Regions from separate parts of the Mus musculus genome. Here region 2 is linked to region 1. Evidence: chromatin loops called from intact Hi-C (ENCODE). Cell type or tissue: gastrocnemius. All regions are shown on one strand. Links, peaks and the distances in the headings refer to the core of each region. The heading gives the core; the rest is flanking DNA. Region 1 overlaps Ssh2 (slingshot protein phosphatase 2). Region 2 overlaps Ssh2 (slingshot protein phosphatase 2).

Region 1 (15,707 bases), core at 2,956-10,955:
GGTACACTATGTGACACACTGACACACTACAGTTTCCATGACAATATGTTTTTTCTTATCAGTCTAGGGGTGACCTCATTCACAATGTACTGGGCCCTCCCACACCAATCACTAATTGAGAAAATGCCCTACAGTATTGCCATATTTTTCTTTTCCTATTAATTAATTTACATCCCTATCAAAGCTTCCACTCTCTCACAGTTCCCCCCCCCCACCTACCCTGCCCTTCATCCTCCAGTCTTCTCTTTCTACTCAGAAAAGGGGCGGCCTCCCATGGATATCAGCCACCTAGGCATTCCAAGCTGCAATAGGACTAGGCCCATCTCCTCCTATTAAGGCTAATAGGTGTCCAGTTAGGGGAAAGGAGTCCAAAGGCAGGCAACAGAGTCAGAGACAGGCCCTGCTCTTGCTGTTAGGAGTTCCACATGAAGACCAAGCTGCCCAACTGTTACATATGTGCATAGGTCCATTCCATGCATGATCTCTGTTTGGTGATCAAGTCTCTGTGGGTCCCTATGGGCCCAGGTTAGTTGATTCTGTATGTTTTCGTGTGGTGTCCTTGGCCCCTCTGACTCCTTCAATCCTTCTTCCCCCTCTTCCATAGGATTCCCCAAGCTCCATCTAATGTTTGGCTGTGGGTCTCTTAATTTGTTTCCAAAAGTTGCTATGTGAAGCCCTTCAGATGACTTATGCTAGGCTCCTGTCTTCAAGTACAGCAGATTATCATTAGAACTGTCAGAGATGGGCTCTCTCATGGGATGGATCTCAAGCTAAACCCATCATTGGTTGGCCATTCCCTCAGTTTCTGCTCCATCTTTACCCTTGCCATCATGTAGGCAGGACTTATTTTTATTTTGGGTTTTTTTTGGGGGGGGGGAGATTTCAAGGGCAGAGAGTAGATATGGAGAGACAGGGAAATGAGTGGGGTTGGGGTGCATGATATAAAATTCACAAAGAATTAATAAAAAGTTTAAAAACTGTATCAACTTTCCAAATATAACAACCTAACCTCTGCAGGCAGATGAACTTTGTGAATACAGTATTGTCTCAAAGTCTCCTCTGTCTTCTATAGACTCCAGCATCTCCCAATAAGTATATTTCCTATTCAAGTGGGATGAGGATGTAGCTTTATTGGTAGTGATCGTGTAGCATGCACTAAGTCAAGGGTTCAAACCCTAGCACCTCTTAAAATCAGGCATGGTAGCTCACACCTATAACCTTAGCCCTCTGGAGGAAGAGACAGGGCTGGAAGCTAAAGGCCATTCATCTTCTGCTGTGTAGTGAATCTGAGAACAGTTTAGATAGCAGTTCATTTCTGACTAGTACAACTATCATAGCTAAATGCCTACATCTTAAATATTTTCATTTCTTTCTGGCCAAAGCCATTAACTGCTTTTGTTTACTCCCTAATTTGAAAACAACTTTAGAAAGTTTGGAAAAGTCATGTTTAGAAATAATTGGTTTTAAAAAAAAATCCTTTGCAGGTGTTCCTATCCTTTTAAGTAATGTTTCAATTTGTAATCCCATTTAATCCTAATCTAATTCTTCAGATCCACAAATATTAGCATGCTTAATATTAAAGAAAGGTCTGTTTTCAGTTCCTTTTCTAATTTAAATCCTTATGGAAGCATGGTAAATTGTGTAGCAAAGAACTAGCAGCACTCAAACCAGACTCAGTCAGCAATTGGAGCATGGTTATAGGCAAAGAACTAGCTATAGGTAAGAGACCAGACAGTAGAGATAGCAGGAACACACAGGCACTGTCCAGGGGTGAATGTCAGGTCAGAGTTAAGTTTTGAATCAAAGTTTAGAGAACAGATGGGGATTTGGCTCAATGATAGAGCATGTGCTTACTTGTGTGAGGTTCTGGGCTAAATCTCCCACACCAAAAACAAAATAAACAGGGTTTAGAAAGCAGGAAAACAATGTGGCTATTGGTATAGAAGAAGATAACTTATATGGCACAGTCAACCATTTTGACTAACCTAGAATAGGGTCTGGAAGTCCCCTGCTGTGCCAGACATTAACCTGTCTGGATTTTGAACTTTTAGAGGGGCTCTAACAAGCTACTGTTCACCACATGGAAATATCTAAGCATTTAACAATTAGTTATTTTATACCAGTGTGTCCTGGCTGGAGAACAAATGGGAAGATCACATTGAGAGCTTGAGCTACACGTATGGGGTGTCCAAGGAATGGGATCTAGCATTTTACTTAAGTAAAGGAAACAAAATCAGGCAGAGTCTAAGGATCGTCCCTAGCGGCATACCTGGAACATACTTTTAATGCAAAAGGAACAGCTTGTTCTGACAAAATGCCTTCCCAGACAGAAAGCTAACTTTAGATGTTGAGCAAAGTGTTTCACTTCCATGAGACAGTTTCAGCATCTGAAAAATGAGGTGCTGATCAAACCTACAAGGCACTTATTCTAGGTTCTGATGAAGTAAGTGTCATGAAAGGACTGAGAACCAGATAGTGGCACAAAAGCAGGGTTCTCTCTTAAAAACTGGCTGCTTACTCTCCACCCCTCACTTAAACACTCCTCATGTGTTGATAAGCCAAGCATATGACTAGTAATTTAATAGGAATAAAGAACATGACATAGTGAAAGGAGTCTAAGGTTTATTCTTCATTTTACTATTTCCTAGAACTGTAAATGCTCTGGACTGTATTTACTTCCTCTAGTATTATCTGGACAATCTTATATAAGCCAGGCACTGTGCTGACAAATTCCTGCCCTTACAGGGCAAAGGGATATAAATACATCCTTTTAGAAGGCTGAGTTTCCATGAACACACTGATCCCCCTCATACCTATCACCATTGCCTTGACAGAGTAGACTGTATTTTTAATCGTCTTTTGAAGCCTTTAAGATGAAGTCGTCCACACTTACTGTTTCTCAGTATTTTTAGACAGTTCTTCTCTTTATAGCCCAGACTGATCTTGAACTCATTATCCTCCCGCCTAAGCCTCGTGAGCACTGGGATTACAGGCATGTACCGTTATGCCAGGGAAATGTTAGCGCTCCCCAAGAGCACACACAGGAGCCAATCTGATGCAACTCACAGAAGAGTCTTTTATTCTATTCGAACTAGCTCGCCACCCCCTCCCCCCAACACACCACTGTCACACAGGATGGTTTGGGGGGGGGGGCTAGAACATCTATCAGGGCAAGGCTTTATAGTAAGCAGCAAGCACAGAATACGTGTGCAAACATCTAATTGGAAAGTTCCTGTGGCCTTTAAAATAATTGTCTGGTGCTGGGAGTCAGATCATAAATTTAACTTCTGCTCCCCTCTGCATTGGTGATCATTAGGTAGAAGGTGGGCTTGTAACCTGGGGGTGCAGGTTTGTTGGGGGAATAACCTGGAAACTATGCTCTTGTTGGGGATTAGCTTAGAGACTGGAGCTAGGCTCAGGATCTGTTGGGGGGCAACTTGGAAACTAATGCTATAGCAGCCTGTTAGTTGGGGGGCAACTTGGAAACTAATGCTATAGCAGCCTGTTAGTCTACCTAAGTTCAAACTTAGGTCAGGTTCTCTAAAATAGAGTCTGAATTTAAAAGCTTTGGCATCTCAGTACTACCATGCCTAGCTTTGTAAAGATTTTTTTTAAAGTACACACTCCCTGGCCTCATACTTTGCAAAATGCTGGTCAATTCTTTAAAAAGCCAGTGTTCAGAGTGGCAACGGATTTATATAATATTTGTTAATTTTTCTGATAAGCATTTCCACTGTGCCAATTTCAGGCCACCAGGGTGAGTCTCACAAAGTTCCTAAAAATTCTATAACAATTAAACCTAACAAATCAGCTATGGCACATAACTGGTTCTACCCTAGAACTAAAGAATAAAAACCTGCAGGCAGGAGGTATGGAGACAGTGTTGTTGCTAATGCTGTTCTAAAAGGGGACCAGCAGGAAAACCAGTAACAGTTTTTCTGTGTAGCCCTGGCATTCCTGGAACTCGCTCTGTAGACCAGGGTGGCCTTGAACTCAGAGACGTACCTGCTTCTGCACTGGACAACACCCCCCATCCCCAAATCGATGGTCAGAATGCTTGGATTAAAGTCATGCACCACCACAGGGCTGACTTGTTGCATCTTAAAGCCAAGGAACTGAGCTGTGAAATGGTTAAGACATGTGCTCGGCAAGCCTGACCATCTGTTAGGTCTGTGGAAGCCACAGCGTTGCATCTGAGCCACACACTTGCTGCCATCTTCCCGTGTTCTGTTCGACTGACTTGCAAAGATCACAACTGTGTTTGTTGACCTCTGACATTCTCTCATAGGAGGAACATGGAAGGTCATGGGACTCTCACCTGAGTATTCAGACACCTTTCCCAACCAGTTGTATCCAATTCTGCCCTAAATAGTCTCAAGGTCTCAGGGACTGTCAGGTGGAAAGGACCAGGGGTCTCTGTCAACACAACCGTGGGTGAGTCATGGGTGAGGGTGTGGCAGCCCCTCATCCATTGCTGTAAGCAAGCTTAATAAACCATTGGTTCCCCGATGAACTTTGGTAGAGCAATGCCTCAGCTTGGGATTGCAGGAGGATGGGGTAACTTGTCTATATGTATTTTATGTTCTCTATATTTATATAGGCATAATATTTTTATATTGTCTCTATATAGACATAAACAGTCTCCTCCAGTGAAGGAATTTTAGCAATACTCAATAGACACACATGTTGCCCTCCATAATAATACAGTTTTTAATTAAAAAACCCGAGGAACTGATTATCAGTAGAAAAGATAATATTACAAGTGCACAGTAAGCACTATAAATAGGTAATACTATATATATGTATATGTATACATATATGCAGAATAAGGATTATAGATAGAAGACACCCAGCGAAAGCTCCCCACAGCAACTCAGTTTCCTCTGAGCTGGACTATGCCTCTTCAAAAGCTGTTGACTGAGGACATTTTATTTTTCAGAATTGCAATTGTTTTAATGAAATTTGAATCAAGCTTTAGTCTTTGAGGAAGCAGCTGATTTAGTTGTTTTGGTTTTACAGTTCCAGTGTTGGGCATATTAGACAAGCATTCTATCACTGGTATGTCCCCAGCCTCCCTCCACTTACCCCCTTTTAGACAGGTTCTCTCCATGTAGCTTAGGCTGGGCTGGAACTCTATTGTATCACAGGCTAGTCTAAAAATTAGGATCCTCTTGTCTCTGTCTCCCAGGATCATAGGCGTTGTACTAGTTTATATTTTGTAGTAATTTAAGGAAAATATTTAGGCTAAACAGATTTCAGCAGTTAGGAGTAAGTACTGCTTTTGCAGAAGACCTGAGTTTGATTCTCAACTCCCACATCTGGCAGCTCACAACCATCTGTTAACTGCAGAGCATTAACACATTCTTCTAGCCTTCATGAGGACCTGCACTTGGATCTCACAAATAATCTAAAAAACAAAATGCTTCATAAATAGCGGGTAACTCACAAAAATTTCCTGTTGCTTCAACTGATAGGCAAGAAAGCTTTATTTAGGTTTTCTTTTAATCCTGTCATAATAGGAGTAAGATATGACTTTGACTTCATTTGCAATTGTTGCATACTTTAACTTATTTTTACTTTACTAGATGTTATATTTTTATAAAGTATGAATAGGTTGAATTTTTGGTCTGGCTCCTGATTCCAGCCAGTATCAACATTCTTTCTTGGTGTTCTGTCCTGTTCCTTGTGCCCACATGTTCAGCTAGCTAGTCACCAGAATTGGAAGAGGTGCTTGAAGATGACTGCAGATTCTTTGCTGCTGCTTCCCCAGAAGAGGAATCTAGTTCCTCTCCTGGAATCTGGGTTGTCCTTTAATGCATCAAGAGAGTGTAACATAGTGGCATTACACTATTGCCAGCTCCAAGCCTAGCATCCTTTTAGAGCCCTGGGCTGCTATGCAAGAAGCCAACCCTGAAACTACTCTCCTTTGAGGGGGCCCAAGCCATATTAGAGCTCACATTAGGCACTGCAATGTACCTTCAGTTTTACAGCCATCCAGGTCAAAACAACAGTTGTGAGACTGAAGCTGCTTGGATCTTCATGTATTCGCTGTACAACAGCACTGAGTGAATAATAAGTATTGAGTGAACACCCAGCTAAGTGCTCCTGGGATTCATTTGTTACAAACCAATTAATAATCTATGCAACTGGTTTCACCTCCATTTTCTTTGCTCCTAGGAAATAGGCTAAGCTTTCTCTTAACAAGTAATCCAAACACTAGGAATGGTACCTGTATTAAGCAGAGTTTTCTAGAGATACAGAACCAACCGAATTCACACACACACACAAAGCATGTTCATAGACGTATATTCTCTGGTGCAACACAGCACACAGGACCAAGTTCTCAAAACAGTAGATGGGACGTGTTAGCAGTTCCAATCTAGTGCAGAAAGCCTGAGAGCTCCCTGGAGAGCCACTGGTCTATAAGGAATGACTGAAGACAATGGAGTTTGTTGTCAGTAGATGGCAGCAAATATAGATGAATCATTCAAATAGAAATGAGCCGGGGCAAGCATTTGCTGCTTTCCTCTGGCTTCTTCCTTTTTCAACTGGGATGCCATTTGGGAGGGACCGTCCACACTTAAGAGTGGATCTCCCCACTCCCTACTTGCTCTCACATGTTAGTCCTCTCTGTACACATCTCCACATTCACTCAGATGCCTTTCACCAGTTCTAGACACCTTTAAATCCAGCCATGGTGACAACCAGTAGAGTTGTCACAGTGCCTTTACATCCTCCTGCTTCCACAGACCAGAAGCACAGCACTATCTTTAGTTCCAAAGTGCACACTTCCTCTTAAAAGGCCACTATTGATTTTTTTCCTGACACCCCCTAGCCCCCCCCCATTATTAGTTTATTGCCAAGGGCAGAGAAAACTGATAAATTATATCTACCATATCTAGTTAATGGATAATCCAGTTTCCTGGCTATAGAGCTGTCATGGTAGGATACCTAGCATTGTGGAACCATAACAGTAAGACTACTTGATAGCTTTAACCCCCAATTCTACCTTTGTTCCAGCAATGCACAACTACTCAATGCTCCTCAAATGTGAAACTTGTTTCCACTTATTCTTGTAAAAGTAACTTTTATTCTCCTATAGTAATTGTCATCTCTTATTTTTACTGCCTTTTTCTGCTAACCTAGGCCTAGTCCTAGAAGCCTCTAGCCTCTATAGAATCTTATCTAAGCCTAGAATGTTGTCACTGCTAAATAAGCTCACCCTTTCTAGGTCTTTCTGAACTCTGGCTGGCTAGTCAACTCAGCTGTTCCTGGCTCAAAACTTGGCTTTACATTAATTGATTCAATCTGGCTTCTCTCAGCTTCTCCTAAATTGCTCTGTTTTGTATAATACAAACTTTGGCAGTATATTCTGATCTTTTGGCTCCTTATTCTCTGGTTTGTTCTGTCTTCACCTGTGTCTACCATGTTCCCTCTCTGAAACCTCTCTTTATAACTGTCCTGGTAAAACTGCCTCCTTTCTACTTCCTCTCTCTCTGCACTGCACACTTAAGTAGCTTCCCTTTCCTCTCTCCTTTGAGAGTTGGGCAGATCCTATTCTGTCAAATATTTCTCTGATTCATCACTTTGTTTGCCACCAATTAGATATCACTTTCAAACATGGGTGCTTCTTTCTACAAACTAAATTTATCTTCATTGTTTGGGATTCAGGGTAAGTCTGTATTCCTGCCAGACAAATTAAAGTTGTGTGCTAATGCTGAGCCATATCATGACTAGAAACAGGTCTTTTTTTTTTTTTTTTCCTTCAGTAAATAACACAATCTTGAGATACACAGTGTGATCAGATAGCCTGTAACATTTTCGGTTCTTTGTGCCTCTGCCTGAAATAAGTCTGCTTTTACTACTTGACAAAACTTTCTAGTTCAAGCCCAACGTAAAAGTTAACTTAGCTAAAACACTTTCCAATCCTAGAGTTATTTCTTCCTCTGATGCTTCTATGCTATACTGTCCAACTTTGCTTTGGTCCAAGTGAGGCAATTAACATTTTTAATAGAACTTTCTCCTTGAGTTACAATGTGAAATATCCAAGGATAAGGATCAGTCTTATTTACTGGCTAGAAAATAAGACATTGGTGAGTTGATATTGAATGTATGCATACAGAAATAAAAACAAGTAAATTGTTTGCTTAGCCAAAAGGAAAGCCTTAGGGCCCAAATCACCTCCTGAAAAAACAAGCAACACAACAAAGTTCTTCAAACTTGTTAAAGCTAACAGGTTGCAAATACATAGTCCATACTTGCTGGAAATGTATAACCAGTTGGTTTTAAGTGTTTGCCTATAAGAAATCTCACTAGTTAATCACTACAGCCACTTGATTTTGCCTCTTCCTCTAGTCCCATCTTGTACCTAGGGCACTGTGATGACAGGTGGGATTAGGCATGGTTCTTGAACTAAAACAAAACAAAACAAATCAAACAAACAAAAAAAAACCTTACAGTTTAATGGTGAAAGATAAATGAAGAACCCACTCATAACCTAGAAACAGAACTGGATGGTGCTAGAGTAAAGATAGAATTGGAGGGAAACAGATATTTCCAGGTGATAGAAGAAATAGCATTAATGTCTGGCATTTGAAACCAACTTTGAGCTGGGCAGTGGTGGTGGTAACACCTTTAATCCCAGCACTTGGGAGGCAGAGGCAGGCGGATTTCTGAGTTCGAGGCCAGCCTGGTCTACAGAGTGAGTTCCAGGACAGCCAGGGCTACACAGAGAAACCCTGTCTTGAAACACACACACACACACACACACACACACACACACACAAGAAACAAGCTTTGAAGACTGGTGTGAAGATTAAATGATTATTATATTCTGTATATATTGATTAGTGGTGGAAATTACTACAGTGGAAATTATTCCCTAACCAGTTTTTTCCCAAATAACCACACAGAGACCTTTTAATATTTCAAAGCCTTAGGCCTTGGCTGGGTACACTCTCAACTAGCTCACCTGTCTTAGTCAGGGTTTCTATTCCTGCACAAACATCATGACCAAGAAGCAAGTTGGGGAGGAAAGGGTTTATTCAGCTTACACTTCCATACTGCTGTTCATCACCAAGGAAGTCAGGACTGGAACTCAAGCAGGTCAGAAAGCAGGAGCCGATGCAGAGGCCATGGAGGGATGTTCTTTACTGGCTTGCCTCCCCTGGCTTGCTCAGCCTGCTCTCTTATAGAACCCAAGACTACCAGCCCAGAGATGGTCCCACCCACAAGGGGCCTTTCCCCCTTGATCACTAATTGAGAAAATGCCTGACAGTTGTATCTCATGGAGGCATTTCCTCAACTGAAGCTCCTTTCTCTGTGATAACCCCAGCTGTGTCAAGTTGACACAGAACTAGCCAATACATCACCTAAGTTAAACTAACTACCTAGCTCCAGCCAGCCAGAAGGTGATGAGTTACACTTTCTAGGCCTGTGATCATATCTGTCTCCTCCCATGTCCTGGTGTAAAGGCTTTCTGCCTTCTTCCTCCCAGAGTTCCTTTCTTCCTCCCAGGAAGTCCTACCTTCCACTTCTTACCCAACTTGTTGACTATTGGATTTTTATTAAAGCCAATTAGAGAATGCCTTAGGTAGGTGAAGGACAGAGACACAGTACAGAGTACCACAACACTGGTGAAGAATATACAACAGGGAAGAAGGGTCATCCATGGTGATATAAGAGCAGGAACAAGTCAGGAGAATAATAAATGAATATACAATATTGGAACATATGGAAACTAAAAGGAATTCGGGGAAACTATTGCTTACACTTTGGACCACCCATTGTTTTTCACAGCCTGTGTCTCTGCAAATGAGGCTTGGGTGCTTACACTTTCCCCAGACTGTATTAGTTATCTTTTTTATTGCTGTGACAGAAAGCAACTCACATTTTTAAAGGGAATACTATCCATCATGGTGGGAAGGGTGTGGTGGCTCTTTAGTAGCAGGAGCTTGCAGCAGCTGCTTATGTTATCCTAGTGAGGCTGTAAAAAGAGACAAATGCTGATGCTTATCAGGATTTCTCCTTCCTCTTACTCAGTCTTAGATCCCACCCCCGTGGGAGGGTGCTACCCTGTTTAGGTTGAGTCCTTCCTCCTTAATTAAGTATCTCTATAAACACTGTCACAGAAATGCCCAAAAATGTGTCTTCTGGATTATTCTAAATCCAGTCAATGGAAATTAACCACATTACAGTGACCTATTTTTATGTGCAAGTATTAGACAGGTTGGTAAGAATACATGTCTTTCAATCTATAGTTGAATGCACATCTAGAATCACCTACCATCCTGTTTCCTGATCATTTTTTTCTATCAAGAAATCATCACACATTTTAAATAAAATCTGCTTAACAATAAAGCTCTGAAAATAAAATGGCATGAGTGTGTGTGTGTGTGTGTGTGTAAGATGATCATTTAATTGATTAGCTTTCTTTCTTCTGTATCAAGTTATTTTGCCCACAACAAAACTAAAAGTTATCCTACACTTTTCTCCTGGTATTTAAAAAAATTATATTTTATGTATATGAGTGTTTTGACTGCATGTATGTATAAATGTACATCCCATGTGTGTTTGATTCCTTTAGAGATCAGAAGATGGTGCCAGGTCCTCTGAAACTGGACTTTACAGATGATTATGAGTCATCATGTGGGTGCTGGGAACCAAGCCTTGGGTCCTATGCCTGGTCCTAAGAGTAACAAGTTTAGCAGCAGTCCCTCCAGCCTTCTGTTAATTTTTAGTGTTCAGAACAAGTAGGTTATTTGTCTTTTTTTTTTTCAGTAACAAGGTGTAATGTTTTGTGACAAGGATATGATTAAATCTGATGCTTATGCTTGCTAGGTCAGCAAGACTTTAGACAGACCAAATCTCAATAAAAGTGAAAAGAAAAAGAATGGGTTGATGGATGACCAGATCAAATAAATAATGAAACAAGTGAGAAAGAATGTTTTTAGTAAAACTAAAGATTGAATACACAGGTTTACTTTAAGGCATATCAACTTTTCTATGTGTTTGAGATATTCTTACAATACAATTGAGTGAAAAATAAGAAAATTATAAGCTTTACCATGATAGTTGCAACATGGAGGAAGATATAAATGGGAAATAAATAAGAATACAAGGTATGGATACTATTCCAGCACTTAAGTGGGAATGTTCCCTTTACTACTTTTCCTCCTTACTTAAGTATGTTAAAGTATTCTTCATTATGTACTATTTCATATGATAAAAATATGAGGAATATATCAGAATTTGAGGGATATTTATCAGTAATAATAAGGAAGCACTATTTCTTAGATTATATCCCAAGAAATCAATTTTATTTATTAAGCTCTTTGGGCATATTTTTATCTGTGAGTATGTGTGTCTCCATATACGTGTGTGTGTGTGTGTGTGTGTGTGTGTGTGTGTGCGTGCGCGTGTATGTGGTGGCCAGATTTGACCTAGGAATCTTATCACTTCTCCACCTTATTTTGAGACTGGGTCCCTCACTGAACCTGAAGCTTACTGGTTTGCTAGACTGGCTAGCAAGGTCTAAGGCTCCACCTACCTGTGCCTCCTGAATGCTGGGATAAAGGGTGTGTGCCACCACATGACTCTTCATTTAAATTTTTGTAAGCTTTCCAGGTTCTGTGAGTTAATTCAAAAAGATAGTTCTTTTCTATTTTAACATCCTTTTGTCTTAGAGTTTCCACTGCTATGAAGAGACACCATAACCAAGGCAACTCTTTTTTTTTTTCCATTTTTTATTAGGTATTTAGCTTATTTACATTTCCAATGCTATACCAAAAGTCCCCCGTAGCCACCCACCCCCACTCCCCTACCCACCCACTCCCCCTTTTTGGCCCTGGCGTTCCCCTGTACTGGGGCATATAAAGTTTGCGTGTCCAATGGGCCTCTCTTTCCAGTGATGGCAGACTAGGCCATCTTTTGATACATATGCAGCTAGAGTCAAGAGCTCCGGGGTACTGGTTAGTTCATAATGTTGTTTCACCTATAGGGTTGCAGATCCCTTTAGCTCCTTGGGTACTTTCTCTAGCTCCTCCATTGGGAGCCCTGTGATCCATCCATTAGCTGACTGTGAGCATCCACTTCTGTGTTTGCTAGGCCCCGGCATAGTCTCACAAGAGACAGCTACATCTGGGTCCTTTCGATAAAATCTTGCTAGTGTATGCAATGGTGTTAGCGTTTGGATGCTGATTATGGGGTGGATCCCTGGATATGGCAGTCTCTACATGGTCCATCTTTTCATCTCAGCTCCAAACTTTGTCTCTGTAACTCCTTCCAAGGTGTTTTGTTCCCACTTCTAAGGAGGGGCATAGTGTCCACACTTCAGTCTTCATTTTTCTTGAGTTTCATGTGTTTAGGAAATTGTATCTTATATCTTGGGTATCCTAGGTTTTGGGCTAATATCCACTTATCAGTGAGTACATATTGTGTGAGTTCCTTTGTGAATGTGTTACCTCACTCAGGATGATGCCCTCCAGGTCCATCCATTTGGCTAGGAATTTCATAAATTCCCAAGGCAACTCTTATAAAGGCAAACATTTAATTGGGGCTTGCTCACAGTTTCAGAGGTTCTATCCGTTATCATCATGACAAGAAGCATGACAGTGTCCAGGCAGACATGGTGTTGGAGACAAAGCTCAAAGTTCTACATCTTGATGTGAAAGCAACCAGGAAGATTGTATTCCAGGCAGCTAGAAGGAGTGTTTGAAAGCCCACCCCCCACAGTGACAAACTTCTTCCAACAAGGCCTACCCTACTCTAACAAAGCCACACTGCCTTATAGTATCACATCCCATGGGCCAAGCATATTCAAATCACCACACTATTTCTGAATTCCTAAAGATAATATCTTCTGACCCTAAAACCTATTCTATAGCAAAGGTTGTCATGCACTAGGACACCCTGTACTTCCTTTTAGGAGCAAAATCTCTGCAGTGCTCCTTTTCTATCAGAAATATTAGCAGTGATAAAGTAGGATCAATATTTAAAACAGCATAGGAATAAACAGTAAGAGTTGACCATGGATGCCCAGGAATGGCGGTGGATAATGAAGAGGTGAGTGGGATGGATGGCTGCATAAACTGCAAAATGTAGGCTGCTTACTGGCAAACAGTACACACATTATTTAAGATTATTTTTCTCTTACTGCTTCTGTGTTTCCAAATTGGGCAAAAGTGGTAACAGAACAAATATTAAAATTAAGAAGAAAATGAAAAGGAAAAAAGTCCTCAGCATGTCATTAACTCTATCATCTTTCTTAATTTTTCCATCATCAATATCCTTGTCTCTTTGAAGATCTACATGTTATAGTAACCTAACTAGTCCCCAGTGTAGGTTAGGAATAGGTAAATGATAGTTTTCAAAGCAGAAAGGAGTATACTGGTAGTTTTAATTAAAGCATCAAAGTTTCTTTGGGCAACTATTTCCTTTTGTGAATTTTGCTTTCACTATTTCCCTTCTACGAGTTTTACTTACTTTTTTTCTCTTCTTTTCTTTTCTTTTCTTTTTAAGAGTTATTTATTTTATGTATGTGAGAACACTGTCACTATCTTCAGACACACCAGAAGGGCGTCAGATCCCATAACAGATGGTTGGGAGCCACCATGTGGTTGCTGGGAATTGAACTCAGGACCTCTGGAAGAGCAGTCAGTGCTCTTAACTGCTGAGCCATCTCTCCAGACTGAGTTTTGCTTTCTTTTCTTATTTTTTTATTAGATATTTTCTTTATTTACATTTCAAATGCTATCCTGAAAGTTCCCTATACCCTCCCCTCACCCTGCTCCCCTGCCCACCCACTCCCACTTCTTGGCCTTGGCGTTCCCCTGTACTGTCATATAAAGTTTGCAATACCAAGGGGCCTCTCTTCCCAGTGATGACTGACTAGGCCATCTTCTACTACATATGCAGCTAGAGACACGAGCTCTTGGGGTACTGGTTATTTCATATTGTTGTTCCACCTATAGGGTTGCAGACCCCTTCAGTTCCCTGGGTGCTTTCTCTAGCTTCTCCATTGGGGGACCTTGTTCCATCCTATAGATGACTGTGAGCATCCACTTCTGTATTTGCCAGGCACTGGCATAGCCTCATACGAGACAGCTATATCAGGGTCCCTTCAGCAAAATCTTGCTGGCATATGCAATAGTGTCTGGGTTTCGTGGCTGATTGTGAGATGGATCCCTGGGTGGGGTAGTCTCTAGATAGTCCATCCTTTCATCTGAGTTTTGCTTTCTTAATTGATAAAATATTTATTAAGACTAAGTTTCCTTGAGTTAAGACCCTATTATTTAATGTGCCACAAAAAACCTACAGTTTACTATTAACACAGCATAATTATGTATAGTGTATATGTGTGTGTTTGTGAATGTATGCCACAGCACATATGTGGCAATCAGATAACAACTTGCAAGAGTCAGTTCTCATCTTCCACCAGCTCTTGCTGTCAGGCTCAGGGGGAAGGCCCTTAACTCACTAAACCATCTCACCAGTCCTGAGTCCATGTTTCTAATTACATTCATTTATCCTGTTACATGTTCTAAACCATGATGAATATACTCCATCAATCCTTTGTTTGTTTATTTTTTACTTTTATCGAAAATAGATCCTTCTCATACAATATATTCTGATTAGTTTCCCCCTCCCTACTCTCAGTTTCTCCCCACTTCCCTTCCCATTTGTAGCCATACCCTTTTTGTCTTGCTAGAAAATAAGACATCTAGAAAATAATAATAAAATAAATCAAAAACAAACAAATTGGAATATGACAAAACAACCCAAACAAGAAAAAGGACCAAGGAAAAAGTGTAAGAAACACATATAGATGCAAAGATACACACATTTGCACACATAGGAATTCCATACATACCCAAAACAAGAAGCCATAATATATATGCAAAGGACCTGCAAAAGAAATATCCCAAACTTAACATTATAAGCCATAGAACCTCCAAAGATGTGATTGAGTTTGTTTTTGTGTTGGCCATCAACTGCTAGACTAAGGCATACAAGTAAGAGTAATTTGTTTCTCAGTGAGACTCCCTTACAGAAAATTAATTTTTATTTCCAAGTAGCTATCAGTTGGAGATATTATCTTTAGGAATTCAGAAACAAAGTGTGGTGGTTTGAATATGCTTGGCCCATGGGATGTGACACTATAAGGCAGTGTGGCCTTGTTAGAGTAGGGTAGGCCTTGTTGGAGGAAGTATGTCACTGTGGGGGGTGGAGGCATGTGTTCGAATCTTCTTTCAGCCCTGGGACCTCATCTGGTGCAGACCCTTACAGGCCCCATGCAAACTGCCTTACTCTCTATGAGTTTACCAGCCTTGTAGTTAAAAAACCTTGATTCTTTGGTCTTCTCCGTCCCCTTTAAGAAAGTAGTAAGGTCAGGCATGGTGAAGTGCACCTTTAATCCCAGCGCTCTGGATACAGAGGCAGGCAGATTTCTGGGAGTTCAAGGCTAGCCTGGTCTACAGAACAAGTTCCAGGACAGCCAGGGCTACATAGAGAAACCCTGTCTCAAGAAAACAAAACAGTAAAAACAACAACAAAAGGAAATGTACTTAATGTGTCATACATAGGGTCTGGCACATTGTACATGCTCAGGAAGTGGGCACCCATTATGATGATGGCACTGGTGATTTCTGTGAGCACTTGGAAGGGTTGTTAATTACTTAGGTTGTTCTTCGTGGATCAGAATCATAGGT
Region 2 (15,707 bases), core at 4,961-12,960, 130 kb after region 1:
CATCACTGGAAAGAGAGGCCCATTGGTCGTGCAAACTTTATATGCCCCAGTAAAGGGGAATGCCAGGGCCAAAAAGTGGGAGTGGGTGGGTAGGGGAGTTGGGGCAAGGGTATGGGGGACTTTTGGAATAGCATTGGAAATGTAAATGAGGAAAATACCTAATAAAAAATATTTTAAAAGAAAAAAAAAAAGAGAAACCCTTCTCTGCCAGCATCAGAGTTTATGAGAACTCTCAGCGGGAATGAGGCCAGATAGACTTGGAGGATTTCAGGTCCAGCTCTCCACAGATCTTCACAGCTTCTTGCCTAACAATCTGGCATTCAGAAAAATAAGAAATTTTCCCTTTCTCTATTTTTTTCAGAGTATATCAGTAGCCTGGTTTTATACAAACAACTTCCAAATAAAAGTTAATTGTTGGTAATTTTAGCAACATAAATTGCTAGGTTGTGGGTATCAGTTTGATTTTTGTATACAGATATTAGGGCTGTTTCCAAAATACTGTCAAAGATGAGATTGTATAACCATACATAAGCTGAAAATGGAATTTAAGTATTGGACATGGCAGATACAGGGCTGGAAATTAGTTTTAGCCTGAAAATAACATGCGCTCCTTTGGTTTCCTCACAGGGTACGGTATATCTTGAATGTTACTCGAGAGATAGATAACTTCTTCCCTGGAGTCTTTGAGTATCATAACATTCGAGTATATGATGAAGAAGCAACAGATCTCCTGGCTTACTGGAATGACACTTACAAATTCATCTCTAAAGCAAAGTGAGTATTGTCCCCACACACAGGTTCTGATCCCTCTCCACAGTGTAGCTGAGACTGTGGTGAGACTGAGGCCGTTTACTGATAGTACTTAGAGAAAAGGATGGGATCCTGGACGAAAGATTAACATTTTCCCTTTAAGCAAATGAATAGACCAGAACAGAACAGAACAGAACAGAACAGAACAGAACAGAACAGCTTCTTTTATGGCCTGGCAGTGGTGGTGCATGCCTTTTAATCCTAGTAATGAGAGGCAGAGGCAGGCAGATCTCTGAGTTCCAGGACAACCAGAAAACTATCTCTGTCTCAAACTGAAAGTGTCTGAAAGGAAGGAAGGAAGGAAGGAAAGAAGGAAGGAAGAAAGGAAGGGAAAGAAGATAACCACATAAAGCCTCATTTTCCACTAAGCAGCAAATTAAAGTAAATAGAATTATCCTGAAGCTAAAAGAAAATAAAGATGAGAGAAATAGGGGCAGGAGCAGGGGGAGGTTGAGACAAAGTCTCCCTATGTAATCCTAAATAGCCTGGAACCTACATTGAGCAGGCTGGCCTTGAACTCACAGGAATCTGCCTGTTTCTGCCTGATTACAGTAGAATCTGCCTTCTACTGCCTATGCTAAAATTAAAGGCATGCCTTCTCTACCATGCCTGGCTCTGAATTAAATTCTTTAAATGCTACTAGGGATATTTGTAAGTTTTGTAGGAAGCATTATTGTGAACAGGTGAAATACCAGGCTTTTCTGAATACAAGGCATTCAAGTAGCTTTGAGAATCTTTACAGTTGTTGACTTTATTGTAGATAATATAAATGGTGAAATTTTTCTCTTGCCTTTCATTGAGGTCATCTTCAAATTAATTGACAAAGCTCTGAGGATTTCCTTTCCCAGTGTTATTCATACCTTCACTGGAAAGAATAAGTGAGCTCCTTGCCACACCCCTCTTCCGAGGGGACTGCACTCAAACCATCTTTAGTAACTGAGAAACCCCTGTTCTTAACTTCCTTCAGAAATTAGTCTACACTTTACTTAAGAATCTTGATAGACAGGACAGGCACCAAATCTATTGCCTCTCATAAATGGTGAATCCTGATGATCGAATGTATTTGTCTCCTTGATTTTGTAATATAGTTCCCACCATGGGCTTTCATACTCTGCAAAGTCCCAGGAGAGGCTTCAGGAACAGGAGAGGCTTTGACAACTATAGATGCTGGCAATTTGGAAAGCCTATTCCAGTTGTTTAAAAGATTAATCCTTATACTTCTGTTGCTCTAGTACCACTTTAATATATATATATATATATATAATTTACATGAGTACACTGTGGCTGTCTTCAGACACACCAAAGAGGCTGTCAGATCCCAAAGGTGGTTTGCGAGCCACCATGTAGTTTCTGGGAATTGAACTCAGGACCTCTGGAAGAACAGTCAGTACTCTTAATCACTGAGCCATCTCTCCAGCCCCTCTAGAACCACTTTGGGCACCAAAAATCTGTATTAGTCAGGGTTACAAACTTGCAGGCTGCAGTTGAGCTAACCCAACAGTGACTGCACATAAACAAAAAATTCAAGAACCCAGTAGTTGTTCAATCCATGAGGCTGGATACCAAAGCTGGTCTTCAGTATACACTGGAATCCTGAAGAAATAGGCTCTAATGCCAGTGGCTGCCAGCAGTGGCCCAGATTAGAGGTGGGTCTTCCCACCTCAAAGATAATTAGAAGTAAATCTTCCCTCTTCAGATGATTTAGTTAAGCAAAACTCCTTCACAGGTGTGCCCAGCCATTTTGGGGTTTTAGGTCATTCCAGATGTAGTCCAGTTGTCAACCAAAATCACCATAAGCACCAAGGTGGCAATGGAGGCAGTTGTTCATGAGCTTCCAAGTTCAGGCCAGAGTCTGAGACAAAGTGCCTCTTTATATATCTCTTCTACAGGACCCTACTCCTAATGTTATAATGCAAGCTTAGTCTACACAATTGTATACAGGGACTAAGGGGTGAAATTGAAATGTGTGGGATAAGTGAAAACTAACTTGAGATCCTTCTTAAACAAGTTAGAAGCTGAATAGTTAAAAAGCCCAATTGAAAAATGCCAAAGAAATGCACACCTTTAATCCCAGCACTCCAGAGTCAGAGGCAGGTGGACCTTTGAGTTCAAGGCCAGCTTGGTCTACATACCAAGTTCCAGGACAGCAGAGGCTACACAGAAAAACCCTGTCCAAAAAAAAAAAAAAAAAAAATGATAAGAAAAAAGTAAAAGTTGAAAAGGTACTTCCATAGGGAATAAATTCTATTTTATTTAGGCTTGTCCAAGTTGAAGCACTTGCCATACCTATAAGCAAAGGCCTAAAATTTGATGTTTTTAGAGATCATTTGGAAAACATAGAACGCATGTCTAATTTTTTTTTCTGAATTTCTGTGCATCGGCTTCCTAACAATAGTCTAATAAAAACCTCTGTCGTAAGGACCAGCGAGATGGCTTGCTGCCAAGGCTGAGTTTAATCCCGGAGCCCACTTGGTAGAAGTTGAGAGGCCTGACCCCTCCAAGTCATCCTCTGAGCTCCACACGTGTATCATACATGTACCACCACACTCAGATGCCCGCCCACCCACACGTGCACAAATAACAATACAGGTCTTAAAATTCAGAAAAATTAGTCCATTCCATACTTTGCATTCCTGTAGCTTATCTGCTCATTCGTTTGGGCAAGTCACCTCGGGCTCATTTGCACTGATAATTCCTCAGTCATTCTTGTAGCTCATGACTGCAGAATCGCAAAGCGTCAACTAGCAGTATAGCCAGTGAGCACATGAACAGCTTCTCTGCTTTGGCTCACATGTCCGTGTTTTGATTTATTGGAACAGTTACTGGAAAGGATTCTAGAGCCCATGAGTAGTATCCATAATAGTAACAGTTCTTTTTCTCCAGTTTTTAAAATATTCCCTCTTCAACAGCTGGAGATGTGATCAGCAGATCCGTAAGTTTATTCATGCATTTAGCTGATCCTTGAAGAGTTAGTTTGTGCTGGAACACTACATTGTTAGAATTAGAACATTACTGAACAGTTCTGAATGATGACTAGCTTTGACCCAGTGAGACTGAGGTATTTTGTTTGCTTTGTGGTAGCGTCGTTTTCCCTTGTATTAAAAGCCCACAGGGACTGGGGTGTAGCTCAGTGATAGTGCAGGCCCTCAGAGTATGTGTGGAGCCCTGAGTTCACTTCAGAGCGTGCAAAATACAAACAGGCAGCTCTCGTTCATTTCACCTGAACACTGAGAATGACATGTGATACGTCACGTGCTTTCCTTAGTTCCCTGGGGTTGTGATAGTGTGTGGAAAGTGATCTCTAGAATAGAGAAAAAACATCTATGCTTCATCTATGCTTTCCTCCCGGGACAGAGCCCTTCCTGGGAACTTAACTAGAAATAACTCTATTAGCACAAATCAGATGATGAGTCATTACCACACCTTAACTCCGGAGCCTGAGGGCTGTGAGGGACGCGGCCCCCACCACACAGGAATGAGCTCCTCCCTACACTGGGACGTTCAGTGTGCTACAACATTGAATTTTAATTGTCTGTTTCTCTAATTCCCGCCTACCCTTTAGTATAGAAGTTGTGTGTTAACTTAAGTTTGTGTCTAGCACCTAGTACATTAACTTATATATGGTAAATACTTGATAAATCTTTACTGAGTGGATTAATAGGCTTAATATTAAAAGTGAAAAAAAGAGAGTTCAGCAGTGGTGGCGCCACACCTTTAATCCTAGCACTGGGGAGGAAGAGGCAGGTGAATGTATGGGTTCAAGGCCAGACTGGTCTACAGGGTTTGTTCATTCCGGGACAGCCAGGGCTACTAAGATTAATCTTGTCTCAAAAAACAGACAGACAAATATTATTTAAGAGTACAGTTAAAGCTGCCTACTTAATCCTCATATTTGATCATAGAGGCACATGGATGTACCAAGATGAGAACATTGCATAGCAAAAAAAAAAAAAAAAAAAAAAAAGGAATGGGAGGGCAATACAGGAACCTGAACCCCAGCTCTTACACTGTACTATCAGCGTCCTTTTTCACTTCACTTTCCCAACTAGGAAACATGGATCTAAATGTCTTGTGCACTGCAAAATGGGGGTGAGTCGCTCAGCCTCCACTGTGATTGCCTATGCAATGAAGGAGTATGGATGGAATCTGGATCGAGCCTATGACTATGTGAAGGAAAGACGAACGGTGACCAAGCCTAACCCCAGCTTCATGAGACAACTGGAAGAATACCAAGGGATCTTGCTGGCCAGGTGGGTTGTGAGTGGCTTTCTTTGCCTCTCATTCCATTACCTTTCAGAGTTAAAAAATCTCCTTCAGCTACTCTTGCATCATATGGTAAATGACTTGAGAATCAACTTCTTGAGCTGTCACAGGCTGAAATCCTCTGGCTTGATAGACTTGGTTTGCTTCCCTGTGAACAGTTCTAGGCTGTGTTTTTAGAGCAATAGCACAGCTGTCTAAAAGCAGTTGCAGCTGGTGCCAGGGTTTGACTCCAGCAAGTCTCATGACTTGATCTTGACTCTCAAATCTGGGCTATGTTTCCACAGAACAAAATGTTAAATAGCCTTCCAGCCTATCCACGCAGAGGGGCCACCCTCCAGCCCCAAAGAATTGTGAAAATGTGACCACAGCATAGCATTATGGTTTCCACTAACAGCCCTCCCTCCCATTTACTCAGCATTTGGAATGATTTCATCTGAGCCTCTGTCTTGAGAAGCTGGGAAATACCCAATCCTCTGTTTCACAGAAGTTCCAGGTCTCTAGCACCAACTCTGATGATACTTTCACATTAAATCAGAGGATAGGGCACGGGGGTTCTTTTTGGCACAAGGAAAAGGTACCTAAGCATTTGAGGAGAACATAAATATTACATGTTCCCAGACACACACATAACGGATGTTAGGCAATGTCCTCATGTGACCTCCTGAGAGGAAGGACGCTACGTGTCCTGCCAACTTCAGTATTTATTCTGGAGCCCCAGGCTACTGCAAGCTGTTGGGTTGGTTTCCCTTCCCCAGTATACCTCCCCCAATATGTGGTTTTTCTTAGATGTTAAAGGAATCTCAGGAAAAAAATTTAAATGAGGATATGAAGGGCAGCATAAACCAGAATATCACACTTCCTCTTTCCTTTTCCTTTCCTTTTCTGTTCCATCCCGACTTCCTGAGCCTGATTCATAAAGGGAGGGCAAACTCCAGACAGGAAAAAACACAGAATTTGCATCATTAGATCTGGTTTCTGTTCCTAGTTCACCCGTATGCTGCAACCTTCAGAAGTTACTTGGTGTTTCTAGTCCCCACTTGACCCCCATCTGTAAAATTAAAACATCAATATGAAGTTTAGAGTTAGAGAAGGCAATATGCAGTGCCTTTAACTCCAGCACTTGGATACATGCAGTTCTCTGTAGGTTCAAGGCCAGCCTGGTATACATATCAAACTCTAGGACAGAAAGGACCACATAGAGAGACCCTGTCTGTAGATCTCTGTTTACTGTTTTGTTTTTGGTTTCTTGGGTTTTTTTTTTTTTTCATAAAATAACACATTTTGGTTTTTTTAAAGACAGGCTATCACATACCCTAAGCTAGCCTTGAACCTACTATGTAGTCAAAGCACCTAAGCCTCCTGCCTCATCTCCCAAGTGTTTAAGTCATTCTTTATATATATATACCACTATGTGTTAAAGGTTGTTTCTCATCATTTCTTCTCTCCATGATTACCAAAAAAGCATACATTCATATATGTTCTTTTTTTCCTTCTCCACTGACATTAACCTGCCTCCAACCATCACAGTCATACCAACTCCCCAGAAAAATGGCATGAAAAGTATCTCTGGAATCTCTTGTGTTGTGATGTCCAGGTTAGGGATATCATTTAGGCCACTTTTGACCGCCAGGACTGCTCATAAAGAATGTTCTAGAACCAAATCCAACTAAGCCTCACTGTCCCTCCATTTCACTGGTGTCACCTGTGTGGAGTGGTCTACAGAGGAAGGGGGAACTCTCTGAAAGGCAGTTAGACAGAGACAACTTCCAAAGTTTGGTTGTTCCTTAATAGTATTTTTTTCTGGATCTTGTTTTCACATCATAGGAAACACATGGTGGCTCTCAGAGAGTAAGAGTTGTGATCCCAGCATCCTCTAACTGTAGTTACACAGAGCAGCGCTGGGTACTTGGCTGGTTGTGCCAGCTGTTGTCTGTTGGAGGGAGCTTCTTGGTGCAGTGACCTCTGAGTAACCTATTTCTATAGTAACATCTCAGTTGATTACAGTCTTAGTGAGAGCATGAGGGCCACAGCAATATGTCAGAAATGCAAAGAACTTCTTACATCTCTCAAAATATCATTGGTAGCTTAGAAAAGGCTGGTTTACTCTTCCTCTTGAAGACCTAAGAAGGATGGTATAATTAAACTGTTGGTATTTTTCATGTTGTATTTTTTTTCTGTTTTAATAGTTGTGGGGTGGTAGCAAGAAGAGCGAGTTATAAAGCTCTTCCTGCTACCACAAGCATCTGCCAGATTTATGCTCTATCAGACAGGTTCAAATTTCAAGCAGACCATTTGCAAGTTGAACCATGTGTCTTTGGTATTAGGTTCCAGTGTAAAGGGGACAGGAGGAAAACTAGGGAGGAAAGCTAGAGAGAATTTGTATGTCATGTCCTCAGACATGTCCACTTTGGTTATGAGGGCCAGAGATAGCAGGGCTCTCTTCTTATCCTGGTTTTCTGGTGGAGAGCAGTCTAGTTAGACATAGCTGTCAGCCCAGAGCAAGGAGCCTGAAATGAAAGGACATGGATTTCTGGTCCCATGACAGCCAAGCCTAGTTGTGGCTTAAAAGGATTTTTTAAAATAGCTTTCTGGCTAAATAATTGAAAATATCCAGGACCATGCACAACTCATGGAAGTGCCAACACTGCTTTCCTAGTCCCCTAGAAGGTAACCACGGCCAACCTCAGTCTCCTAGCCCTACACTTCTAGCAATACTTTCTTCTGTATACATTTCTTAAAGAGTTGATGCTATTACCTAACATGTAGCAAGAAAGCAGAAGGAAGAGAATAGAATGTCTTATATATCTTATCAATTACATTTTTTCTGCTCATCTAATAAATAAGAAAACTAAACTGTTTCCCAGAGTAGCCTAGTCATATGTGTGCCTGTGTTTACATGATTCCAAATTCAGGTCAGGGGCCACTCGAAGGAGGGGAGATCTGAGGCGTGGTTGCATCATCTAGGCCATAAGCCAACTCTGAAGTTCCTTTTTGGCAGCTTGTTTATTTACTTGCCTGCCTAGAATGGGAGGTGGGGGTCAGCTGGATTAGAAATTACCAGTTTAAAATAATAGATATGATCTACTGTTGTGTGCCAAGTACTGTCCATGTCAAAGCATTAGAATACACCAGGCAGAGCCTAACTGAAAAGCAATCTAGTGTTCCCAGCAAACCAGTGATGCACACATGCCCCATGACCCATATATTACACTCTATTGCATGACACCTCTGAGAGACTGAAGTCTTAGCAGCTACAAGAATGTCCCTGGCAATGTTTATAGTAGCTAAGACTATTTGTCAACCATATGGACAAACTAATTGTGAAACATTTATTTCACTTTATGAAAATAAATTTACATACAGTGATGGAGCTTGAAAACATTTTAGCCAAAATAATGTTTTATGGTCGGGTGTGGTGGGCATGCCCCTAATCTCAGCAGAGAGAGGCAGGCAGATCTCAGTAAATTCAAGGCCAGCTTGCTCTTCATATAGTGAGTTGCATGATAGCCTGGGCTGTGTAGTAAGATTCGATCTTAAAATTAGTTAATTTTTAAAACCACCTGCAATAACATTTTAAGGGAGAGGAAGGGACAGATGATCAGCACAGAGCTCAGGAGGGAGGAGGTTACAGGTCAGCAGGGAGCACGTGAAGGTTGTGGTGCTGTAGCAGTGATGGTGGTCGCTGGACTGTGTTAGTGTGCCTACCACTCTGCCTCAGGCCAGTCTTTGGATTAGATTTTCTTTCTCTTACTCTCTCTCTTTTTTTAATATTTTTATTAGGTATTTTCCTCATTTACATTTCCAATGCTATTTCTTACTCTCTTATAAGTAGGTGTCAATTGTATTCCCAAGGCTCAAAGGAGTATTTTCTGATGATCATCAACCCCCAAGAAGAGAAGGAAGTCCCTGCTGAGCAGCAGGCTGTGATGTTAGCTCGCTCCTCACTAGCACAGCTCCCATCTGTATCCCCTCGTGACTGATACAGCACTTCAGTGTACTAGGTTTATTCCTTGTATGTATGAGTGTCTGCCTATGTTCATGTTTATGCACCACATGCATGATTGGTACCCATGGAGGTCAGAAGAGGGCATGATTCTCTGGATGTTATAGATGGTTGTGAATCACCATGTGGGTGCTAAGAATTGAAGCTAACTCCCCTGCAAGAGCAATCATTCTTAACCACGGAGCTATCTCCCCAGCCCTGACTGATAAGCAATTCGCCAGCATTTAAAAAAACAAAAACAAAAACAAAAAACTATACTTTGGGGAATTGTTGAGATTATGGAAACTTCTCATTTGTTTGTTGGCTAATTATCAGCTGCTGTTTTATATCTGACATACTTTGTCAGATGGCTGAGAACAGCTACCCTCCAAGCTGTCTCCTCAGCCATCATCACAGGACTTCTCTTATGGTGCTGAATGAGAAGACCCATTTGCACAACCCCACAATGAGTGACAGTGTGGAAATCAGAAAGCACAGGTGGTATTTAGGCCTGGAAACAAAGGCCTCCAGAACTAAGAAAAGAACCTCACACAGGAAGCAAACTGGCCTTGGTTGGTAATAATACAGTTTAGTCCATGCTTTCTCAAAGCAGTCAGCTTGCCTCTCCCTTACTTGAGATGTGTGATATGTGTTATGTTGTCTCCTCCTAGGGGTGGCTAGAGGTCATGCAGCTTGAAAAGGGTAAAGCTCTACTGTACACCCAGCCAGCTGATTATAGCTTGTCTTCATAAACAGATTTGACCTGTTCTCTCTGACGGAAAGCACCCTCTGCTGTGAAGGCCTGAGTCGAGCGCCCCACCCAAGCAGCAGACGGCAGAGGGAGCTGAGAGCAGGTGTAGAGCTGAGAAGAAACAGGGTCACATCAGTGTAGGCACATGACTCAGCAGAACCCTCGTGTGGCCCCAAGCCACGGGCAAGTTGTTTGAAACTGAGTTTCCCCTTCCACCCAGAAGTTAGGTAACTCTTTGTCTGCTATTAAATCATGGGGACTGTCAAGCACCATATTTAGGATCTAATCCCTGGGCAGGTGATCCTGACCAACGGTACAGGCAGCTGAGATATTTTGGCTGGGGCTTTGATAATTGTGTTTCCTTTATAAGCATGTAGTTTGAAGTAAACTTGTCCCCATCTCAGACTGCACTTCATGAAATAACCAAAGAATGACTATGTAGTGATCTCTGGGGTTGATAAAGAGCCCTCTTTGGACCACATTTTCCTAAGTGTTGTCTCAAGTTCTAAGATCTTTTGGGAAAGGCTTGTCCTCTATACTCATCCTCTTCATTCTATAACAGCATATTCAATCCACATTTACTAGGCCTCCTTTATTTTCTAACTTAATGATCACCTTAGCCAGACATGGTGGTACACGCCTTTAATCCCAGCGCTCAGGAGGCAGAGGCAGGTGGAGCTCTGTGAATTCAAGACTAGCCAGTTCTACATAGTGAGCTCCAGGTCAGCAAAGGCCACATAGATCCTGTTTCAAACACATACAAAAGACTGATCACGGGGGAGCTGGATAGAAGGCTCAACAACCCACTTTGGTATCCAGCACCCATACTGGGGTAGCTTCTAGAGATCTGACTCCTCTTCTGACCTCTATGGTCATCCTCACAAATAAAAATAAGAAGGATCCTGATCACCATTCCCCCACATCTGCCCAGCAACAAAAGCTAATACATAAGCTCTTATTCCAATAATAAACCTCCAAAAGATTATTGCTTTTTGAGTAACTTATATGTTCTTTAGGTTGGGGGGTTGTTTTGTTTTATTTCTGGTTAAATTGTTAAACATTTTTTTAAAGATTTTAGATATTTTAATTTTTTAAAAAACTGTGTAAATTTTGATTGTATTCCTTCCCCTCCCCCAACTCCCAAATCTTCTTCCACCTTCCTACCTTTCTTTCCCTCTTTAAAAAAAAAAAAAAAAGATGGCATAGGTCAAAACAAACAAAAACCAGTAAGACAAATAGCACCCCAAAACCATAGTACCCATGTTGTGTTGAAGCCTGCTCTAGAGCATAGTTGATATATCCAGTGCCACCCTAGTGGAGAAAACTGATTTCCCCTTTCCCAGCAAATACCTATTGCAAATAGCTTCTTGGTTAGGAATAGGACTTTGTGTCCCTTTCTCTGTGCTGAGAGGTTTTATCTGAACTTATGCAGGTCTGTGTGTGCTGTCACAGTCTGAGTTTGTATGTGAGGCAGCCCTGTCATGTCTGGAAGACGTTGTTTCTTCAAGTCATTCCCCCACCTCTGGCTCTTATAATCTTTTCTGCCTACTCTTCTACATAGATCCCTGTGTCTTGAGAGGAGCAGATTTATTTATCTTATTTTATGTGTATGATGTTTTGCCTGAATGTATGTTTGGTACCCATGTGCCTTTGAAGGCTAGAAAAGGATATCAGATCTCCTGGAGCTGAAGTTAAAGATGGTTTTGAGCCACTATGTGTATGATGTTTTGCCTGAATGTATGTTTGGTACCCATGTGCCTTTGAAGGCTAGAAAAGGATATCAGATCTCCTGGAGCTGGAGTTAAAGATGGTTTTGAGCCACTATGTGGTTACTAGGAACTGAACCCCAGTTATATGTGTGTGTGTGTGTGTGTGTGTGTGTGTGTGTGTGTGTGTGTGTAAAAACCATATACCCTTAAAATATTTCCTCAAGAAAACTTCTAACAGGAAGAACTGATTATTTAAAGATTAAATTTGGAGAACTATTGCTACACTTGACAGGGCCTGTGAGATAGCCCATCAGGTAAGGTGCTTGCCACTATGCCTGACAACTTGAGACAGATTCCCTAGGACTCAGGTGATGGAGTGAGAGAACCAACTATTTCAAGTTGTCCTCATATCTCCACTTGTTGTCCCATCATTAACACAGTAAAAGACGTTAAAAAGATTGAAGTCAACAGGTCACACTTACCCATGCCATGAGAGAACTTGATTATCAATAGTGACTGTTAACAACAATTTCAGGTACCATTAATCTGATTACAGAAAAAAAGTCAGATCTCAACACTCTGGAGGCAGAGGCAGAGAAATATCTACGAGTTTGAGGCAGACTGGTCTACCCAAGAGATGGCAGGAGTTTCGTCCAAGTCAGCCGGGACTCTAGTGAAGCTCTGTCTCGAGAAACAATTCAGATCTTAGCCATTATTGCTGTTTGCTTTGGGTTTTGTTCATATAAGTTGCAGTGTTCTTTTGTCTTGGTCCAGTGAATAGGAGCAAGGATTCGCAGGAGATAAGTTTCTCTGGGTGTGGTTTCCCCAGGAAGGATGTTGACTGTTTTCACAAACCTGTTTGTGTTGTTCACAGCAAACAGCGGCATAACAAACTCTGGAGATCTCATTCAGATAGTGACCTTTCAGACCACCACGAACCCATCTGTAAACCTGGGCTCGAGCTCAACAAGAAGGAGATGACCACGTCAGCAGACCAGATCGCTGAGGTGAAGACTGTGGAGAACCTTGCTGCCATGCCTACCGTCTTTATGGAACATGTGGTCCCACAAGATGCAAATCAGAAAGGACTACACACCAAAGAAAGAGTCATCTGCTTGGAGTTTTCTTCACAAGAGTTTCGTGCCGGACAGATTGAAGATGAATTAAATTTAAATGACATCAATGGATGCTCATCAGGGTGTTGTCTCAGTGAATCAAAACTCCCTCTTGACAACTGCCATGCGTCTAAAGCCTTACTCCAACCTGGACAGGCCCCAGACATTGCCAACAAGTTCCCAGACTTAGCTGTGGAAGATCTGGAGACAGACGCACTGAAAGCAGACATGAATGTCCACCTACTGCCAATGGAAGAGTTGACATCTCGACTGAAAGACCTCCCCATGTCACCTGATCTGGAGTCACCAAGCCCCCAAGCCAGTTGCCAAGCTGCCATCTCAGATTTTAGTACAGATCGTATTGACTTTTTTAGTGCCCTGGAGAAATTTGTAGAGCTTTCTCAAGAAACCCGGTCTCGGTCTTTTTCTCACTCAAGGATAGAAGAATTAGGTGGAGGAAGGAGTGAGGGCTGTCGTTTGTCAGTGATAGAAGTGGCAGCTTCAGAAATGGCAGCTGATGACCAGAGAAGCAGCTCTTTGAGTAATACGCCCCACGCCTCTGAAGAGTCTTCTGTGGATGAGGACCAGTCGAAGGTAAAACTGCTTTATGGTTTTCTATTTAATGAAATTCTCACCCAAGAAACTATTGGAGACTTTGCTGTGTTAATGCCTTTGAGAGGCTGGGTAGGGGGTCACCCATGCTCAGCCAGGCTACACCACTGAGCTTTACCCCCGGCCCTAACCTTTATTTCATTAATATATGTGTGAGCTGGCAGTTCACATGAGCAAAGGTGCCCAGAGAGCTTGAGTTGCAGGGGCTTGTGAGCTGCCTACCATAGGTGCTGCGGACTGAGCTCTCGTCCTCTGTACACGCTCTTAACACTGAGCCTTTTCTTCAGCCCTTAGATTCACTCTTGATGTTAGTAAAGATTTCCCTAGTAGATGGTAAAACAATCCAGCTGAGACCTTCCTTTGAAACGAGGCTTTTTAAGGATTTTATCTTTTTAGGCTTTGATGTCACTTTAGATTTATTTTATGTGCATTATGATATTTTGTCTGCATGTATAAATGTGCACTGCATGTGTTCCTGGTGCCCACAGAAGTCAGGAGAGGGCTTCAGTTTCCCTGAAACTGGAATTATAGATGGTTGTGAGCCACTATGTAGGTGCTGAGAATCAAACTCAGGTTGTCTGCAAAAGCAGCAAGTGCCCTTAGCCTCTGAGCCATCTTTCCATCCCCTGTTGGAAGCATTTCTGAAAGGAGATGATGCCAGAATAGAACTAGCCAAAGGCAGTTCTGTGGACCCTGGGGCTCAGGTCAAAGCTGAGCAGTGATGAGGTGCCACAGTGCCACCTGAGTGAAATGGCATCTGAGAAGATGGGTTTGTTTGGGAAACATTTTGTCTCCGGAAGTTCACAAGCTAGACACTTGTAAATAGTTGCTGGAGTAGCAAGATTATCTGTGCTGAGCTCAGTGATGCTGACCAGAGACTTTGTCTCCAGTCCTATGGAGCTTAAAAAGCAAACGGTCATTTGGGAGGATAAATTTGGGGGAGCAGCCAGAATCCTAAGATTCCCAAGTGGCATATGTTTTGTTTTGTTTTGTTTTGTCTTGTTTTGTTTTTCAAGAAAAGTTTCTCTGTGTAGCCTTGGCCTTCCTGCAATTTACCCAGTGGTACGAGACTGGCCTCGAACTCAGAGATCTGCCTGCCTCTGCCACCCAAGTGCTGGGATTTAAGGCATGAGCCACCATGCCTGGTGATGAATGATTTCTTATAAACTATTTCAGAAGAAAGAGGAAATGCCATAGATGGTTAAAAAAAAAAGTTGCTTTGTTTTGTCTGTCTGTCTGTTTTAAGACAAAGTCTCAACAAAGTCTCAAGTTTACTCTAACATACAAAACTTGCCTTAATGATCTTAATGGACCTCATTATGCATTTATTTTGCAGTACTAGGGATTTAGCCCAGGGTCCTGTGCAGAGCAGACAAGCACTTTACCAACTGAGTTTTTATCACCAACCTTGGTTAGATACCTGAGATCTGGTCTTTTCCTCCTACTTTGCCTTCATCTGCTATTTCTTCTCCAAAAATACTACTTCTGTTGTGTTTGTTGTATTTCTATGGGAAGTCAGAACATTTGCGCTCTCTTTATGAACCAGTCAGTGTAGTGGCATTGACAGAAATAGCCTTCCTACTGAGTCCTTGGTCATATGAGTACTCCTTCCATGGCCCGTGCACATACCAGGCTCACCAGTTCTGCCAAGATCACCTCTGCTTGATGTCCTGGCAGATTCTCCCCAAAGGCAAGACTGACCTTGTTAGTTTATACCAGCTAAGACTCTTCTAAAGGATAAAGACCAGCACAATTCCTAAATGTTAACAAAAGAGACTGATAGTCATACTATACTGACTTTAAAAAGGACCATGTATAGATTTTGTAGTTAAATTTTTCTTTTTTTTTTCTTTTTTGCAGTGGAACCTGATTTGCAGGGGAAGGGGGGATTGGGAGAGTCTTGTCTTAAATCCATGGGAATTATTGCCTTGGACAGGAGTAAAATATCTACCTTGTAAAGAAGTAGAGGGATTCCCTTGAGAATCTACCTTTCCCAGAAGGAGCCGCATAAAGTTTAAAGATTGTTGCCAGGTGTGGGGTACATGCTTTTAATCTCAGTACTAGAGAGAGGCAAAGACAAGCAGATCTCTGAGTTCAAGACTTAGTCTATGTAATGAGTTCTCCTGTCTCAGAAAAGAAAAGTGGTGGCAGACATCTTTAATCCCAACACTCAGGAGGCAGAGCCTGGTCTACAGAGTAAGTTCCAGGATAGCCAGGGCTATACAGAGAAACCCTGAGGAGAGGAGGTGAGGAGGTGAGGGAAGGAAGGAAGGAAGGAAGGAAGGAAGGAAGGAAGGAAGGAAAGAAGGAAGGGGCTAGAGTGATGGCTTATCAGTTTAAAGTACCTGTTCTTGCAGAAGACCTAGGTTTGATTGCTAGCACCTATATGGTAGCTCATAACTATTCATAATTCTATTTCCAGGGTCAGATGCATTCTCCAACTAGGAGAGCACTAAGCATGCATA

Evidence for each region. Peaks named below come from ENCODE experiments on the same cell type or tissue, not always from the same donor. Only the 100,000 strongest peaks of a DNase experiment are listed, where the experiment ranks them.
Region 2: it touches region 1 in a loop (7-fold over the local background); 31 of 42 quality-filtered maps call a loop at or near these places.

The regions. Positions count from the first base shown.
Region 1 is chr11:77,311,416-77,327,122 of GRCm38, forward strand. All of the region lies in intron 1 of Ssh2 (slingshot protein phosphatase 2), which reads left to right. Among named protein-coding and RNA genes, the nearest start is that of Gm24989, 74 kb to the left of the region's middle. In gastrocnemius, for the core only: a CTCF peak has its summit at 6,450 (motif pointing right); DNase peaks (open chromatin) are centred at 4,102 and 6,463; H3K27ac peaks cover 268 bases.
Region 2 is chr11:77,436,999-77,452,705 of GRCm38, forward strand. Ssh2 (slingshot protein phosphatase 2) reads left to right here. Exons shown (of 15, transcript NM_177710.4): 12 at 628-774; 13 at 4,860-5,060; 14 at 12,390-13,224. Among named protein-coding and RNA genes, the nearest start is that of Coro6, 19 kb to the right of the region's middle. In gastrocnemius, for the core only: no CTCF peak of the experiment used is centred there; DNase peaks (open chromatin) are centred at 5,769 and 9,816; H3K4me3 peaks cover 2,621 bases; H3K27ac peaks cover 7,890 bases.